2 separate regions of the Homo sapiens genome follow, and region 1 is linked to region 2. The links are chromatin loops, found by intact Hi-C in ENCODE. Cell type or tissue: endothelial cell of umbilical vein. All regions are shown on one strand.

The links. Hi-C counts contacts between places; a loop is a spot of excess contacts. Peaks named below come from ENCODE experiments on the same cell type or tissue, not always from the same donor. Only the 100,000 strongest peaks of a DNase experiment are listed, where the experiment ranks them.
Region 1: a loop joins it to region 2, with 3 times the contacts of the local background. A loop is called at or near these places in 2 of 110 quality-filtered maps.

The regions. Positions count from the first base shown.
Region 1 is chr1:93,562,903-93,570,902 of GRCh38, forward strand. It overlaps BCAR3 (BCAR3 adaptor protein, NSP family member), which reads right to left. Exons shown (of 12, transcript NM_003567.4): 10 at 4,838-4,949; 11 at 4,377-4,589. Among named protein-coding and RNA genes, the nearest start is that of BCAR3-AS1, 25 kb to the right of the region's middle. In endothelial cell of umbilical vein, no CTCF peak of the experiment used is centred here; DNase peaks (open chromatin) are centred at 3,379 and 4,629; H3K27ac peaks cover 1,391 bases.
Region 2 is chr1:93,810,677-93,818,676 of GRCh38, forward strand. It overlaps a transcript of BCAR3 not described here. Among named protein-coding and RNA genes, the nearest start is that of MIR760, 32 kb to the right of the region's middle. RefSeq lists an enhancer at 3,397-3,937. In endothelial cell of umbilical vein, a CTCF peak has its summit at 3,506 (motif pointing left); DNase peaks (open chromatin) are centred at 3,505, 5,245 and 6,435; H3K27ac peaks cover 2,642 bases.

The DNA of each region.
Region 1 (8,000 bases), 250 kb before region 2:
AGAGCCCCACCCTGCAGAACCTAAGCACCTTCAGAGAAGAAATAACAGGTAAACTCATTAAAAAACAATAGAGTGAAATTGGTTTGTACAAACCACTGTGGGAAGTAGTGCTGTGGGAAGGAGGGTTCATTGTACCTAGGAGTTCGTTACTTGTTTTTACCAACTTTACTGATGTATAGTTTACATGTCATATGATTCACCTGTTTTTGGCTGTGGAGTTTGATTTATGATGGTAAGTTTTTACATAAACCATTACCACCAGTCTTAGAACACTTCCATCACCTTAGTACCTCTTTGCAGTCAATTCCTGTTCCTACTGCAGACCTCAGTCAACCACTGATCTGCTTTCTGTTGCTACTGTTTTGCCTTTTCTAGAAATATGGGATAAATGGAATCATCCACTATGAACTTTTTAATGTGTGACTTCTTTCACTTAGCATGATGTTTTTGAGATTATTCCATATGTTGCATGCTAATCATTCTTACTGATCAATATTCAGTTTTATGGACATGCCATTGTTTTTGTTTATCCATTCACCAATTGATGACATTTGGATTGCTTCTGGCTGCTATGAGTAAGTGGTTGTGAACACTTGTGTACAAATCTTGTGTGGACATGTGTTTTCATTTCTCTAGGAAAGGAATTATTGGGTCATACAATCAGTATATGTTTACTTTTAAAGAAACTATTAAACTCTATTCCAAAATGGCTGTATCATTTTATATTCACAGCAGTAACATATGAAGACTCCAGTTTTTCCACATGCTGCCAACCCTTAGTTTTATCATTTTTTATTTTTATTTTTTTGAGAAGGAGTCTCGCTGTGTTGCCCAGGCTGGAGTGCAGTGGCACGATCCTGGCTCACCACAACCTCTACCTCTCGGGTTCAAGCAATTCTCCTGCCTCAGCCTCCCAAGTAGCTGGGACTACAGGTGTGTGCTACCACGCCTGGCTAATTTTTTGTATTTTCAGTAGAGACGGGGTTTTGCCATGTTGGCCAGGCTGGTCTCGAACTTTTGACCTCAGGTGATCCACCCGCCTCGACCTCCCAAAGTGCTGGGATTACAGACATTAGCCACCGTGCCTGGCCTATCATTCTTTTTAGTTGTAGCCATTCTAGATAGTGTGGTGGTATCTCATTGTGGTTGGTTTAAATTTACATTTCCCTAATGATGAATGCTTTGAACATCTTTTCATGTAGTTGTCATTTGTATGCCTTCTCTGATGTAGTGTCTATTCAAATTTTTGTCTATTTAAATTTTATCTTCTCACTGAGTTGTAAGAGTTCTTTGTATAGCCTAGATGTAAGTCCTTTATCAGATATATGTGTACTCAATGTTTTCTGCTGTGGTTCATGCTTTTTGTGTCCTAAGAATTTCTTTCTTTCTTTTTTTTTTTTTTTTTTTTTGAGATGGAGTTTTGCTTTTGTTGCCCAGGCTGAAGTGCAATGGTGCAACCTCTGCCTCCTGGGTTCAAGCAATTCTCCTGCCTCAGCCTCCCGAGTAGCTGAGATTACAGGCATGCGCCACCACGCCCGGCTAATTTTGTATTTTTAGTAGAGACGGGGTTTCTCCACGTTGGTCAGGCTGGTCTTGAACTCCCGACCTCAGGTGATCCGCCTGCCTCAGCCTCCCAAAATGCTGGGATTACAGGCGTGAGCCACCGTGCCTGGCCAAGAAGTCTTTACTTAGCTTAAGGGCACAAAGAATTTCTCCTATGTTTTCTTACAGAAGGTTATACTTTAGCTCTTACATTTTGGGTCTATGATCCATTTTGGATTATTGTGTATGGTATGAGGTAAGGATCGAGATTCACTTTTTTGCATATGGATATCCAATAGCAGATACCATTTGCAGGATTATACTTTATCCAGTGAATTATTTTGGCACCTTTGTTGAAAATCAACTGTCAGCCATATGTGTGGGCCTATTTCTTAACTCTATTCCATCTAAGAGAGGATGTGGTCTGCTTAAGGCCAAAGATGTTCAGGCAACTCTTTTAAAGAGAGAGAAGCCTCTAGCCAAAGAGTCATGTGGTTCTCATCCTTTATTATTGCTGGGATAGTTTGTTCTGCCATTAAATATACCTGCCATCTAGATCACAGGATCTTGGTTGTAGAAAGGACAACAGGAATATTTTCTTCCTGATGATGCCAGAATATCCTTGGTGGATAACCAACCAAAGGCCAGATGGTGACTTTTTTTTTTTTTGAGACCAGGCTGGAGTGCAGTGGCACAATCTCGGCTCAATGAAATTAAGAATCAAGGAGAATCGCTTGATACTCCTGCCTCAGCCTCTCAAGTATTCCCTCTCAAAATTCCCCGGCTAATTTTTGTATTTTTAACAGAGACGGGGTTTTGCCATGTTGTCCAGGCTGGCCTCTAAGTCCTGACCTCAGGTGATCTGCCTACCTCAGCCTCCGAAAGTGCTGGGAATACAGGCATGAGCCACTGCGCCCGGCCCCCAGATGGTGACTCCTATTCATACATGCTTTGAGCCCCTTCCCATTCACGTGGTCTGGTCTATGCTGGTGAGCAGATCTCTGCCTTTCCTGGGTTCACTGTCACTTACAGCAATGGGTACTTGCTGTGAAATCTATATTAGGATCGACTGAAAAATTCCATCAGTGACCTTTAAAGTGATTTAAAGCTGTAGAGCAGCTTATGGCACACTTTTCTCAAAACCCACCCTGATGTATTGGCTTATGCAACATCCATGGTAATGTATTCATTGGCTTTGTCTAAGTAGGCACTCTGATACTTGTTGACTTGTGTGCTTTTATTGTTTGAGTAACATACAGCCAATCCTGGAGAACTTTTTGAGGAAGAAAATGAAACAGGTATGCGGTGCTTATACCCACAGCAGATGGTGCAAACGACTAAGTCCCACATCTGGTTCTGAGGCAGCTCCCTTTTAGAATTAAATAAATGGAGTCTCCTGCCCCCACATAGTTCTTAACTTTGTGAATCAAACTGTGAGCCCTTGAAGAATTTAAAAAATTATATAGTAATGGAAAATAGTCATCCTTGATGACTGCCTTGGCAAAGCCCTCCTTCCTGAATGGTCTTTCTGCCAGCAAACCTTCAGCCTTCCAGCCTTCCTCCACACAGACACCAGAGTAATTTACTTTAAAACAGAAATCTGACCATGTGACACCCTCCCATGATTAAACCCTTCACTGGCTCTTCTTCAGCCACGGTCTTATGTGGAAGGGCTTCCCAGCTGCACCTCCCTCTGTAGCCTAGTTGGCCATTCCTTAGGTCATACTTTGCACAAATCTAAACCCAAGTACTTGTGGATCCCAGTTTTCCCCAAGGTCTCTCAGCGCCTTTGCTTGGGTTGTGCCATCTGAGTGGAATTCCCAGCCCTGCTTGCTGGTAACTGCTTTTGTCCTTTAACAATCAATGCAGTGTTTTCTGGGAAGCTGTCACCAGGTGCTTCCTCTTTCCTAACATCTCTGACCAAATCAGTCCCTTCCCCTAAGTGCTCCCACAGTATACACTGCATTTATCGTACCTGCTTAAATTCCTCAGGACATCCAGTTAGCACGGTGCCGCGCGCATGCCACATGTGTGATAAATGCCGGCCGTGCTGACTGAGGAGGCTGCTTTCTGTCACCATAGCACTTGTAAGAAAAATCCGTTTACGCAACACTGCCCCACACTTTCCAGGATGTGTCTGATGCTAAGAGCAGGGGAGCTCACTTCCCAGTGTGACTGGGAAGGAACAGGAATGCAGATAAATGAGGTCTGGATAAAACTCCACCTCCTCATCTTGGCACATCACCTTTTCTAATCTCACCTATTAGAGGTACTATTAATAAGTGGTAGGCAAGTTGGCCAATTCTTGTTCTGTTGCCCAGCGCCCAGGCTGGAGTGCAGTGGTGCGATCTCGGCTCACTGCAACCTCCGCCTCCCGGGTTCAAGTGATTCTCCTGCCTCAGCCTCCTGAGTAGCTGGGATCACAGGCACACACCATCACGCCCAGCTAATTTTTGTATTTCTATTAGAGACAGGGTTTCATCATGTTGGCCAAGCTGGTCTTGAACTCCTGACTTCAAGTGATCTACCTGCCTCAGCCTCCCAGAGTGCTGGGATTACAGGCTTGAACCACCACGCCCGGCCCCAGTTCTTTCTTGACCCCTTCTCTCTGTTTATTCTATACCATTGAACAACAGAACACACAAGGAGAAACAGGGCACTTGAGTCATTCTGGAATTAAGAGGAAGTAATAACTAGCCATATAGGAAATGGAATTCCATTCTTTAATCCTTCCTTTTTGGTCTTTTTCTAAGTGAAGTCAGCCATGCTCTTCCATTCCTTCATTTCAATTACGATACAGTGTTAGAGAACAGCTTACAAAACCCATCTCTTACCTGCCAGGATCCTCTCAGCATTCATCCGGTAGCTGTCTGCAGCCTCGGCCATGAATCGCGCTGTTGCCAAATGGTTCAGCATGATTTCACAGCTCTGGTCGTTTTTTTCCCACATGTCGGTTCCTTCAAAAGTCACAGCCTGGCGCTCCATTAACGTCACAAGCGGCATCAGCAGTGGGACTGATACATTGTTTGGGGGAACACATGTGGACTCTGAAGAATAAGGAGTAGAGTTTTCCATATCACATGTTTTCCAAAGTTAAGCACAGAATGAGGTGACTCATAGCCCTTGTCTTGTTACAGCAACTGCAGCCTTCTACAAGCAACGCTGTCATCTGATAAAAGCCCTGATGAGCCATCCACAGTGCTGCAGATAACTCAGGGCCTCATAACATGCCCTGTGTACTTGTACTCCACTCCCCAGCGGGGTAGCCCCATGCTTGCTCTGCCCACGTGCTCACCTCTGCCTTCATGCAGGAGTTTGCTGAAGGGCTTCAGCTGTTTCTCATAGAGAATGGCAGTTTGGGTGTACTGGTGCCGCAGAGCAGTCCACGTCTTTTCTAACCTTGTGATCTGGAAGAAAGGTGGTGTTTTGGAAAAGGTTCTTTTTAAAATTACCTTTTAGTGGCTGGGCGTGGTAGCTCACGCCTGTAATGCCAGCACTTTGGGAGGCTGAGGCGGGTGGATCACTTGAGGTCAGGAGTTCAAGACCAGTCTGGCCAGTATGGTGAAACCCTGTCTCTACTCAAATACAAAAATTAGCCAGGCGTGGTGGCGTGTGCCTGTAATCCCAGCTACTCGGGAGGTTGAGGCGGGAGAATTGCTTGAACCTGGGAGGCGGAGGTTGCAATGAGCCAAGATCATGCCACTGCACTCCAGCCTGGTTGACAGAGTGAGACCCTGTCTCAAAAAAAAAAAAATAAATAAAATAAAATTACCCTTTTGCTTAAATTTTGGAACAGGTGATAGATACACATGGTAAAAATGTCAAAGTGTCTGAAAGCAGGGTAGAAAGAAAAAATAATCCCCCATCCGCCCCATCTGCATTGCTGTTAGCGCATCCCAGAGATGGCAACTCTCTTCAACTGCTTGTGCGTGTGTGTTTCACATACAGCCTGGCCTGCTGGCCAGTCCACTGTCAAAATTCAAGGCAGTATTGGATGAGAGGAAATAAACATGATGCAAAGTAAAACACCTGAATGAAAAATTACACTCTTGTTATAATAGAAATCAGCATTATCATGAAAATACGGCAGAACTGATGTTGCTTATTTTAAATACTGATCCTAGAAAATTCCAGTGTACCTGAAGAATTTTGAAAGCTCTTGAAATAAAACTGGAATTGACCTCCCCAAAATTCCTGTCTATACGCACACCCCTTTTAAAAATAAATACATGCATATTATATACTACATAAACCACACCCATTCCTTGCCTCAAAAGCATTCAGTATAAGTACATATAGAACAGCCTTATTTTGTTAAATTTCTGCATAATAGTCCACTGTATGGATAGCTATAGTTTAACTCGTCTCTTAAAGAGTTTTATGACTTTTCTTCTTTGAGATGGGGTCTCACTCTGTTGCCCAGGCTGGGGTGCAGTGGTGCGATCACAGCTCACTGTAGCCTCAACCTCCCAGGCTCAGTGATCTTCCCACCTCAGCCTTCTGAGTAGCTGGGACAACAAACATGAGACACCATGCCTGCTACTCATTTCTTTTCTTCTGCAGGTAACTCAGGGCCTCAATTTTCTTTTGGAACAATTTAGTCAGCAGCAGCATACACCACTGACTCTGACTGTCCTAAGATAAATGGTCCCCAACTCATACCCTAAAACCGGCAAGGCTATGTTAAGTTTTCTACATGAAACAAGGAAGGGCATTAGTATTTGGGGAATAAGAGCCAAGTTTGTGTCAAATATTTGAAGAATTTCATTTAATCTTCACAATGCCCTTTAAGACAGGTATTTTGGCTTTTACAGATGAGAAAACAGAAGAGATTAGGTAACTGCCCAAGGCTTCCCAGCTGGTATGTGGTAGAGCTGAGATTCATTTACTTGGCCTTGAAGAGCTCCTGTATCCAAAAGGAAGGTGAGTAGGCTCAGCACCAGCAGACGTGCTGTGAAGAAAAGGCTGTGGCCGCCTTCCTCCTGCTGCCCACCATGCTGCCCTTCCTTCTGTAGACCCCTGCTCCCTACACCCACTCCCTGAGGCATTGCCTTTCTGAAAGAAGCCTCTGGGTCTGGGCTAGGCCCATCTCCTGGACATATTCTCTTGATACTAGAAGCTGAGAAGAGAAGGTGGCAGATGTGGCTATAGTGTAAGGGCTGGGTTGGATGGTGACACGCAAAGTAATGTGACCCTCCTTTTGGGCTTTCTCTGGGTATGCCACTTCCTCCTAGGCCACTGTATGCTCTGGAGGACTGTGTCCTGTCACTGCTGATGTGCTCCAGAAGGGAAAGGCTGACACTGTTAGAAGGCAGGGAGCCGCCTACAAAGCATGGTAATGTGGTTGGGGACAAGTCCCTAACTGCTGAGTTTGATGTCATGGATGGCAACCATGTGATCCCACAAAACATCTCCTTTACCAGTCTCAGGGGAAGCTCTGGGCTGGAAGGCTTTACCCACAGCCTGGCCTGTTGGCTCTGCTGTCAAAATTCTAGGCAGTTTTAGGTGACAGGAAATAAACATAATGCACATTAAAATACCTGAATGAAAAAATGATAACCCGTTATAGTAGAAATCAGTATATCATGAAAATCTGGCAGAACTTATGGGCTGCTTATTTCAAATACCAATCCTACAAAATACCAGTCTACCTGAAGAATTCTGAAAGCTTCTGAAATATAATTAGAATTGACCCCCCACAAATTCCCGATGAAGGCACTAAGTTTTCAACTTTTTATTTTTAAGGTGACCTTGCTTTAATGCAAGTAAATTCTATTCCTGCCATGATCTGACTTGCGGGACATGTGATTGTGGCTGTTTTTCAGTGGCAATGATGGAATTTCAGTGAGTACCTGGCAGGATTTCAGAGCTAACCTGTGGCTATGAAACAGCCAAGCCGAGTGACCAGCGGTTTTGGTGTTACTAGAAAGTTTTGCTGGCTGGACTGTAAACTCATACTCAAGTCCTCCAAGCATCCAGGGCTTGGGAGAACAGAAGTGGGAGTGCTGATCCTCAGCAATAAAGATGGCAGCCTGACTTTCCTCTATGAGGCCTGCTTGACTTCAGATACAGATATTCAGGTTTGACACTCATCCTAAAAAATCCCTGGCACAGCAGATAAATTCAAATGCCCAGTTTCAGAAACGGTAATTAGGGAGTTCTATGGCAGATGGACCAGGAATCCGAACTTTTTAATAGGACAGTCTGTTTTAGGTGACCTGAGATAAACTATTCTAAGGATTCTGATAGAAGCTCTGCAAATGTCTCATTTCCCAGTGATTATCCTAGACTGCCCACACCTGGTGACCCAGATGGAGGCAGTCTCCTTCTTATACAACACACTTTAGCCAGATGTCTCATCCTAATTGGTTCTCCTTGAATCACTACTGTTCATGAGGATGACACTTGCTACTGTACATCAAAGAGAAAGCATGGACTGTCAGCAAATATTTACTGCC
Region 2 (8,000 bases):
CCAGATAGTACTGGCTAGGGAGTTAATCAGTACTGTGCAAATACTGTCCAAAGCTCTCTGGTCATTCAAATCAACTCATTTCTGACTAGTGGAATTGAGTGGGCATTTAACTCTAATATACTCCCATTAGGCTAAAGATATGTAGAACAGAGCAGTACACTAGTGCTAAAATTCATTTACATTCATTTGGTTCATTGGTTCATCTTACAGATGAGAAACCAAGACCCAGAGAGGTGAAGTCATTTGTCCAAGGTCAAAACTCAAATCTGATTCCCAGGCCAGTGTCTTTTGTCTCTACCAGAATTTTTGAAGGAAGATAATTAGGGTGTCTCAGGCTCTTTGGGTTACAGGTAACAGAATCCCAATTTTAAGCCAAAAGAAAAAATTATCAGAAAAAAAGAAAGACTAGAATCCAAGGGCAGGAAGTACAGCTCGTGAGGGACCAAAGCACAGCCGTGAAAGCTGATGGGGACACAATCAGCTTCTCTCCCTTTGCCTTCTTCTCTGCAGCAGACTGGCCAGTGCGGCTTCCAGATCTACCCTGAAGGTGTGGGACATCCCTCAGACGTGAGAGGATAGTTTCTATGGGACAGATACAGGGTCTGGGGCAGCATAAACCTAAGTGGAGAGGGGTGAATGCTGTAGCAGGGAAGAAAGGGAGGGTTGTGAAGTCTGACTGATATGGAATGCCTTCTAGGCTTTGCATGGAGCTGTGTATACTATTAGTATTGTCCTTGCTTTCAAAGACAGAGGGTGAGGCTCAAAGCAGTTAAGCACACAGCTGCTAAGTATCAGAGACAGAGATAAGTGCAAACACCGGGTCTCTTTCCTCTTAGTTTTAAGACTCTTCCCTTTCCTTTATGCTTCTCTATTATGTAAAATAATCCTCCTGGCTTTGGGGCTTTGGAACAAATCCAACCTATCCGCCATTTTCCATTCTTTGGAAAGAACTGTTGTTAACTGATGCTCCAATGCTTGGGGCCCAAAGTCACCTGGCCTGTGAGCTTCTTCCACAGGTAATCCTGGCTTTCTGGGTTCAGAAACCAATGCTGAAAAGAAACTTACTCACTACTTATGCAGTGGCTCCAACCATTTCCTGTCATTTGTTCTACATTCTGGAGTGTGCTAGAAACAGCTTGTACTGGCTCCCAAGAGCCAACTGACATATTTTTGGAATTTTACAAGCTAGTTGACATCATGTTGTTAGCTTGAAATCGGCCATTATGAGAGAATTTTATAGCTCGGAAACTGACATTCGCTACAAATCAGGGCTCTCCTGACTCCCAGCCTGTTGGTAAACGTTTCCCAGCACATCATTGTCTCCATCTGCCCACTTGCTGCTTAGGAGACTTTTGAAGATGTTCATATGAAAGCTCGTGCTTAATTTTTAGTAATAAATGTCCTGTAAATACATTTAATGGATTGATTTTTTTAAAAAACATCTTTGAAGACTTGAATGCTTCATATCAATTTTGGTGGTAACTCAAGGCCAAAAGTCTAATAGAACAAATGGATTCTTTGTGTAATTCTACTTCCCACTTAGCTAGAATGCTTAAACTCCCTTATTTTCCACGCACCCTTACCATCCCCTTTCCCCAGGCCCTTCCGTCCCAGGAAGCCCACCGCTGGGACCTCCTGTCTAGTTTTCCTACCTCAAGTCTCCCCCTCTCCTATCTGCCCTTCATACCTCTTCATACCTCTATCAGGTCAATCTTTTGAAAGCCCTCTCTCTGTCATGTCTCCACCATAGGCTCTGCACCACCTGCCAAATATGGTCCAAACTCCTGACCTGGCACTCAGGCCCTTCAACTGCCTTTCTGCCCACCATTTCCCTGGGAAACCCAAATGATGAACTGGACTGGACTGTTTTCTAGGTCTTTGCTTCCTTAGAAGGCCCTCCTCTACCCCAGCTCCTCTGAAACCCAGTTTAAGTGGCATTTCATCCATGAGGCTGTCTGTCCCTAATCCCTACTGCCCAGCTAGAGGCACCACAGGGTCAACCCTGGACCTCTTTGATTGTGACTCTCACATGTTCCTCACAGGCATTACCCCTCCAGGGTGGGCTGGACACAATCATCTGCAACACCACTGCAACTCACAGTGTGGTCCAGACCAGCAGCACCAGGTAGTTTGTTAGAAATGTAAATTCTCTACCCCCCTATCCCAGGCCTAAAAGAATCAGAATTCCAATAGTCCTCCAAGTGGTTCTAACACACATCATTGTCTATATCATCTCCATCGGCTTTTTCTACTCTATGTCCTTTTTCATGGCTACCCCTCATAGCAGTCTTTTTACTGTTAACATTTCCCCTGCTCATTCAGATTCCAGCAGTCTTACCTTTTGGAAGGATTGCCCCAGCAAAGCTGTAGGTGGTGGTTCCACCCTGCATCCCTCCCCCAGATGACCCTCCTTTCTCCTTCTCTGTATTTCACAGGCCCTGGAATGCTCCCTGTGTCCCCAGCCCCCAGAGCTCCATTCTGCCTTCAGCTTGGTCCACTGTTCTTCCTCCACCTATAGGTGTGAATTATATTCACTCCCTCAAAATGTTTAAGCAAAGGCCGTCTCATAGGTCAGGTAAATCTATTATCAGGTAAGCTTTGTGTGCAGTCACTCTGGTCAGTCCAGGGCAAAGGTCAGGGCTCCACAGTGGGCTGAAGCCACACTTTACTAAAAAGAGGCCTCACCTCACTGCCCCCACCCCCTCAATGAGAAAGCTTTCACTGACTCAAATCGGGTGTGGCTACCACAAGTCCAAAGCTCTGAAAAACTAGGACAGTTTCTCTCTCTCTCTCATTCACTTTTAATATGGATATAATTTAAAAGTTACAGAAAAATTGTAAGTACAGTATAAGGGACTTCCATGTGCCCTTTGCCCAGATTCACCTATTGCTTTCATTGTGCTCCATTTCTTTTGTGGCCTTATTACTATCTCTGTGTTCTTCCTTGACTATTTTAAAGCTAGTTGGAAACATTGTACCCCTTTACCCCTTAATATTTCGGGATCAAAGACATTCTGTTATGTAAACATATTATGATTGCAACTTTAGGAAACTTAACATTGATACAATACTACTATCTAAACCACAGTTCAAATTCAGATTACGTCAATTGTCCCAATAATGTCCTTTACATTTTGTATTGCTTTTTTCTCAGCCCAGGATCCAATGAAAGATCAATCATTTATTGCATTTAATTGCATTTAGCTGTATGGCCCTCCTTTAACCTGGAACAGTTCTGCCTTTCTTTGACTTTTTGGACCTTAGCAATTTTGAAGGGTACTAGCCAGTTGCTTAGCAGACTGCCCCTGATTTTGAGTTTATCTGGTATTTCAGGATTAGGTTTAGGTAAATTTTTTATGACAGGAAAATCACAGAATTGATGTTGGATCCTTTTCAGTGTATCTTGTCAGGGAGCAGGGAGCACATGGTGACATATGCCCCAATACTGGTATGTTAGCTTTGATCTCTGCAAAGGCAGTAAATGGCCTCTTGGTGGAGGCTGTCCTCTGCTGGTTATTCTCAACATTGCATCACTTCTTGGCCTTTTGGCTAAGATCAAGTGTATTCTCAACATTGCAGCTGCTATGCCTCTGCTGATGTGATTGACAAAGGACCAGATGCCCTGAGTACGAACTCTGACACTTCACTGGTTGTGTGACCTTAGGCAAGTTATTCAGCCTTATTGAACCTCAATTTCCACATCTCACAGGATGGTTGAGGGCGAAGGGGTCCCACAGAGATGGTCATGCAGTGTATTCCTAAGCTAAAGTCTACACTGGCTGCTATGACTTCTAGGCGGGCAGGGCCTGGTGGTCCCTGGAGTGGTAAAGCTGCTCTTCAGGACTCACGTCCACTACCTGCAAAACCTCCAATGGGCTTGGGCTCTGCCTTTGTCGCTGTTGTGAAGGAACTCTGGGCAGCCCTCATGGAGAAGGAGGCCTGGCCTTTAGTGTTTCTGCCCTGTGGGCCCATCTGGGGGTCACCACTGGTGTGTGTACCAGCTGTTACACCGGCATCCACTGGTGTTACAGCCACACAGCTGCTCCCAGGCTGATGATGCCCCTGTGAGACTGAACACAGCTCCTGTGTGGCAGCCAGGAGAGGAGGCGCATACATCCCTTGACTCCCACAAACCAGGCATCAAACAGGTTTAATCCACGGGGCTTTCACCTGAACTAACCCAGGGATTCTGTCTTAAAAGACGGAGTGCAAACTCCGCTCCTACCTAGACTTTAGGTTTCTGTCCACATTTTCTGTACAACCTCAGAAGCTTAGGTGCACCCCCACACATTCCTTCCTCCTTGCCTGCCTGCCTTCTTTCCTACTTTTAATAACTATTTATGGAGCACCAGGCACTGCGTTAGGGCTATATGGAGAGCACAATATACAACTTGCCCCCACAGAGCTACAGTTTATTGGGTAAAGGAAACAAGCTGAGCAACAATTATATCACACCTGAGATCCCTGGGCTGTCTGAGCAGGCATTCAGGTCCCACCGGGCCTCTTGGCTGCACTTATCACCTCCCAGGTGGCCCAGAGCTGCCGCCTCCTCATTATCACTTTATATTTATTCAGTGCTCTCCTAGGATGCCAGCGAGATGCATTTTGTAGGCCCCAGGGAGAAGCTCAGAGACGGGGAACTATGAGAAATAAGCAGATCAAGAAGGAGAGAAAGAAGAGAAACATTTCTCAGCATAAACATGATTAGTTGTTTCTTTTCTTACTCGAATTTACTCTTCAGAACAGAGGCATTTGCAGTAGTGAACTTGAGCTTTCTCTGTGGGGTCTCCATATTTTTGGTATCTTGAGATTCCTGGGGATTGATGACTCAGTAAATGCTGAATATAAAGTGAACCTCACTTGGTAAAGCTGGCGCTGCAGATTAGGTTGTAAGAGGTGGGGCTTCGCAAAGCGGGGAAGCAGCCCTCCCCAGAAGAATGGGGAGGGAAGTCACTTTTCATCCATGTGTGAGATACCATTGCCTGATTCATTCTGCTGCACAGGCTTCTTCTGAAGGGAAAATGAAATAAAACATGGGAAAGGGCCATGTACATTTGTATAGAGATGCGCTATACACCAACAGACACACGGAGAACATGTTTGAGCCAAAAAATATAAATGAGGAGTTCTAATGTAATTTTACAGTGGTTTATTAGGTAGCAACCACACTTATCTCACTGATTAGGAGGTTAGAAGAATGCTGCCGTGGTCAGGGCCTGTGCTAGGTTTACAGGATCTGATTCACACCTTCCCTGATCCCTCAGCCATGTGTATAGTACACTCTACATACAAAGGATGCTGGGGAAGAATGTGAATGGAACATTCACAAACATATTATTACTACTGAAAGAACAAGAGGTACGTATTCAGGCTATCCAGATATGCAAAAGGCCAGCTGCTAGTTGGAAAACTATACTAGAAAATTCCAAGAGAGTGAGGACTATGCTGTCTTAATCACCACTGTATACCCAGAATCTAGTGCTATACCTGGCACACAGTAGGCACATAAAATAAATTAGCTGCACAGAAAGCCCACTGTGACTAGTTTATTCTATCACTGTAGGATAATTTTTGCTCAGGAATTGACAGGAGAATAGAGTTTTATGTTTTCTCATGATCATATCCCCCAAGCAATATTTTGAAATTATGCTGCAATTTATAGCTTTGCTTTCATTGGTGAATAATTCACAAAATCCTTTAGAAATTAAAACTCTGGGCTGGGCGCAGTGGCTCACGCTTGAATCCCAGCACTTTGGGAGGTTGAGGCAGGCAGATCACGAGGTCAGGAGTTCGAGACTAGCCTGGCCAACACAGTGAAACCCCATCTCTACTAAAAATACAAAAATTAGCTGTGTGTGGTGGTGGGCGCCTGTAATCCCAGTTACTCAAGAGGCTGAGGCAGGAGAATCGCTTGAACCCAGGAGGCGGAGGTTGCAGTGAGCCAAGGTTGCACCACTGCATTCTAGCCTCGGCGACAGAGCTAGACTCCATCTCAAAAAAAAAAAAAAAAAAAAAAAAAGAAATTAAAACTCTGTTTAAACAAGCAATAGATGGTAATACTGAAGGCATTTAAGCTATTGCCCACTGAATTCTTGATTGACAATGTCAAAACAACCACCATAGCTAGGAACAAGATATTCAGGAATGCAACAAAAAATGAAGATAGAACAAAACAAAACCCCCCAAACTAAAACTATCTTAGCTATACTTACAAAAACAGGTGCTAACTTGTATTTTGCTGAAGTCCTAAAACTGCCTTCAGGGGCAGGCAAGCAATCAGTACATTAAACCACCACCCCCTCAAAAAAAAAAGTCATAATAATAGAACTAGCCTCTGTCCTGAGCTTGGGAGGGCAATAACTTCCTGGATGGTTCCGCAATATCTGCTTCTCAGCCATCTGTTTCCCTGATCCCCCCACATCCTGTTCAACCAACACTGTTCTGGTAACAGGAATCCCTGCTTCTGCTTTATGTTATCTTTTCAGCTTCCTGTCATGTTTCTGCAGGAGTTTGATTTAGCCTTATATGTGAGCAGGCACTTTTAAGTATGAGGGAAGAAATGGGCCACTGGGCATCAAAGCAGGGGCTGAAGGGGGTCACCCCCAGTGCGGGGGGCAGCAGGCACCATGGTCTGGCATTGCTCTCTGGTTTTTGGGGCTGAGAGCCCAGCATTCCCAGTGGGTCACTTCCATGGTTTTTGAAAGCTACCATTTATTGAGCACTGTGCTAAGTATTTTACATGTTATATTATCTCACTGTATTAACCTCACAGACATTCCATGAGACAACTTTTTTCTTTTTCTCTCATTTACAGATGAGGAAATGAGTCTCTGAAAGTTGAGTGTCGTGACCTTTCATACAGTTCAGAAGTGGCAGAGGTAGAGGTGGAAGTTAGGCTGGCTCTAAAGCCTGTGCCCTTAGCCATTTGGTTCTCTGGCCTTCCCTGTGCTTCTCCATGTCATCTCTGGCAGCATTCCCAATCTTACTCCTTTTCTATTCTCCTTCCCTGTAAGTCTCTGAGTTGCTTCCCAGCTCAAGGTGACATCCATGCACAAACTACATATGACATTCTCCATCCTGGCTTTGATGGGCTACAGCTGACTAGCCCTGTTTACCCCCCCACATCCCTGCCCAGCATCTTTGCAGTATTTTGCCCCACAGCACTTTTTGCCAAGGGGCTCTCCTCCTCCCTGCTTTCCCACCCTCCCAGTTCACCTTCCCCTAGACCTCCTCAGCCCTCTTGGCTCTGCCAGTCCCAAGGAAGCTTTGCTCCCCGCCGCCCCACACCACACGAAGCTTCCCAGCCTACTGAGACTTTAGTGACTGCTCCCTCCTTACCGGTGACGCACTGGTTCCCAGGGCCCCTGGTTTGAGTGTTAACCACGTGCCACTTTATGGTACTCTTAATACTGCTGACTTTGCTATGTTATTTTTCATGTGCTAGTGCTTCCCACAATTAGATTATAAGCTCTTTGAGTGCCAAGTGTCTCCTTTTGTACTTTGTGACAGTTTTCTTAACACGTACATCAGTGCTTTACACACACAAGGAGTTCAGAAATATCTGTTGGTTTCTGTGTGATTACACTCATGAGAGACTGATATCAGCACTGTTAGCCAGGATCACACTAAAGCACAAGTGCCACACAGCTGACGTTAATCTTCAATGTCTACCGCCTCCTTCTCAGGGCCTTCCTCTTCTGCCTGCAGGCTAAATACCTTGGTCTATGCCTACCACGCAAGTCCCCACCTCAGGACTGGTCTGACTCAGTGCTGTGTACCTGGGCTGCCTACTGTCGTGGTTGTGGGTGTCTCCAGAGCGGAAGTGTCTGGGTTTGTATCCCAGTTCTGCCACTTCCTAGCTGTGATCTGAGCAAGCTACTTAACCACTCAGAGCCTGTTTCCTCACCTGTAAAATGGGAGGTAACAGTACTTTCCATCATTAATCAAGTATTTACTGAGGACCAGGCATTTGTTTCATTATATGTCAGGCATTATTCTAG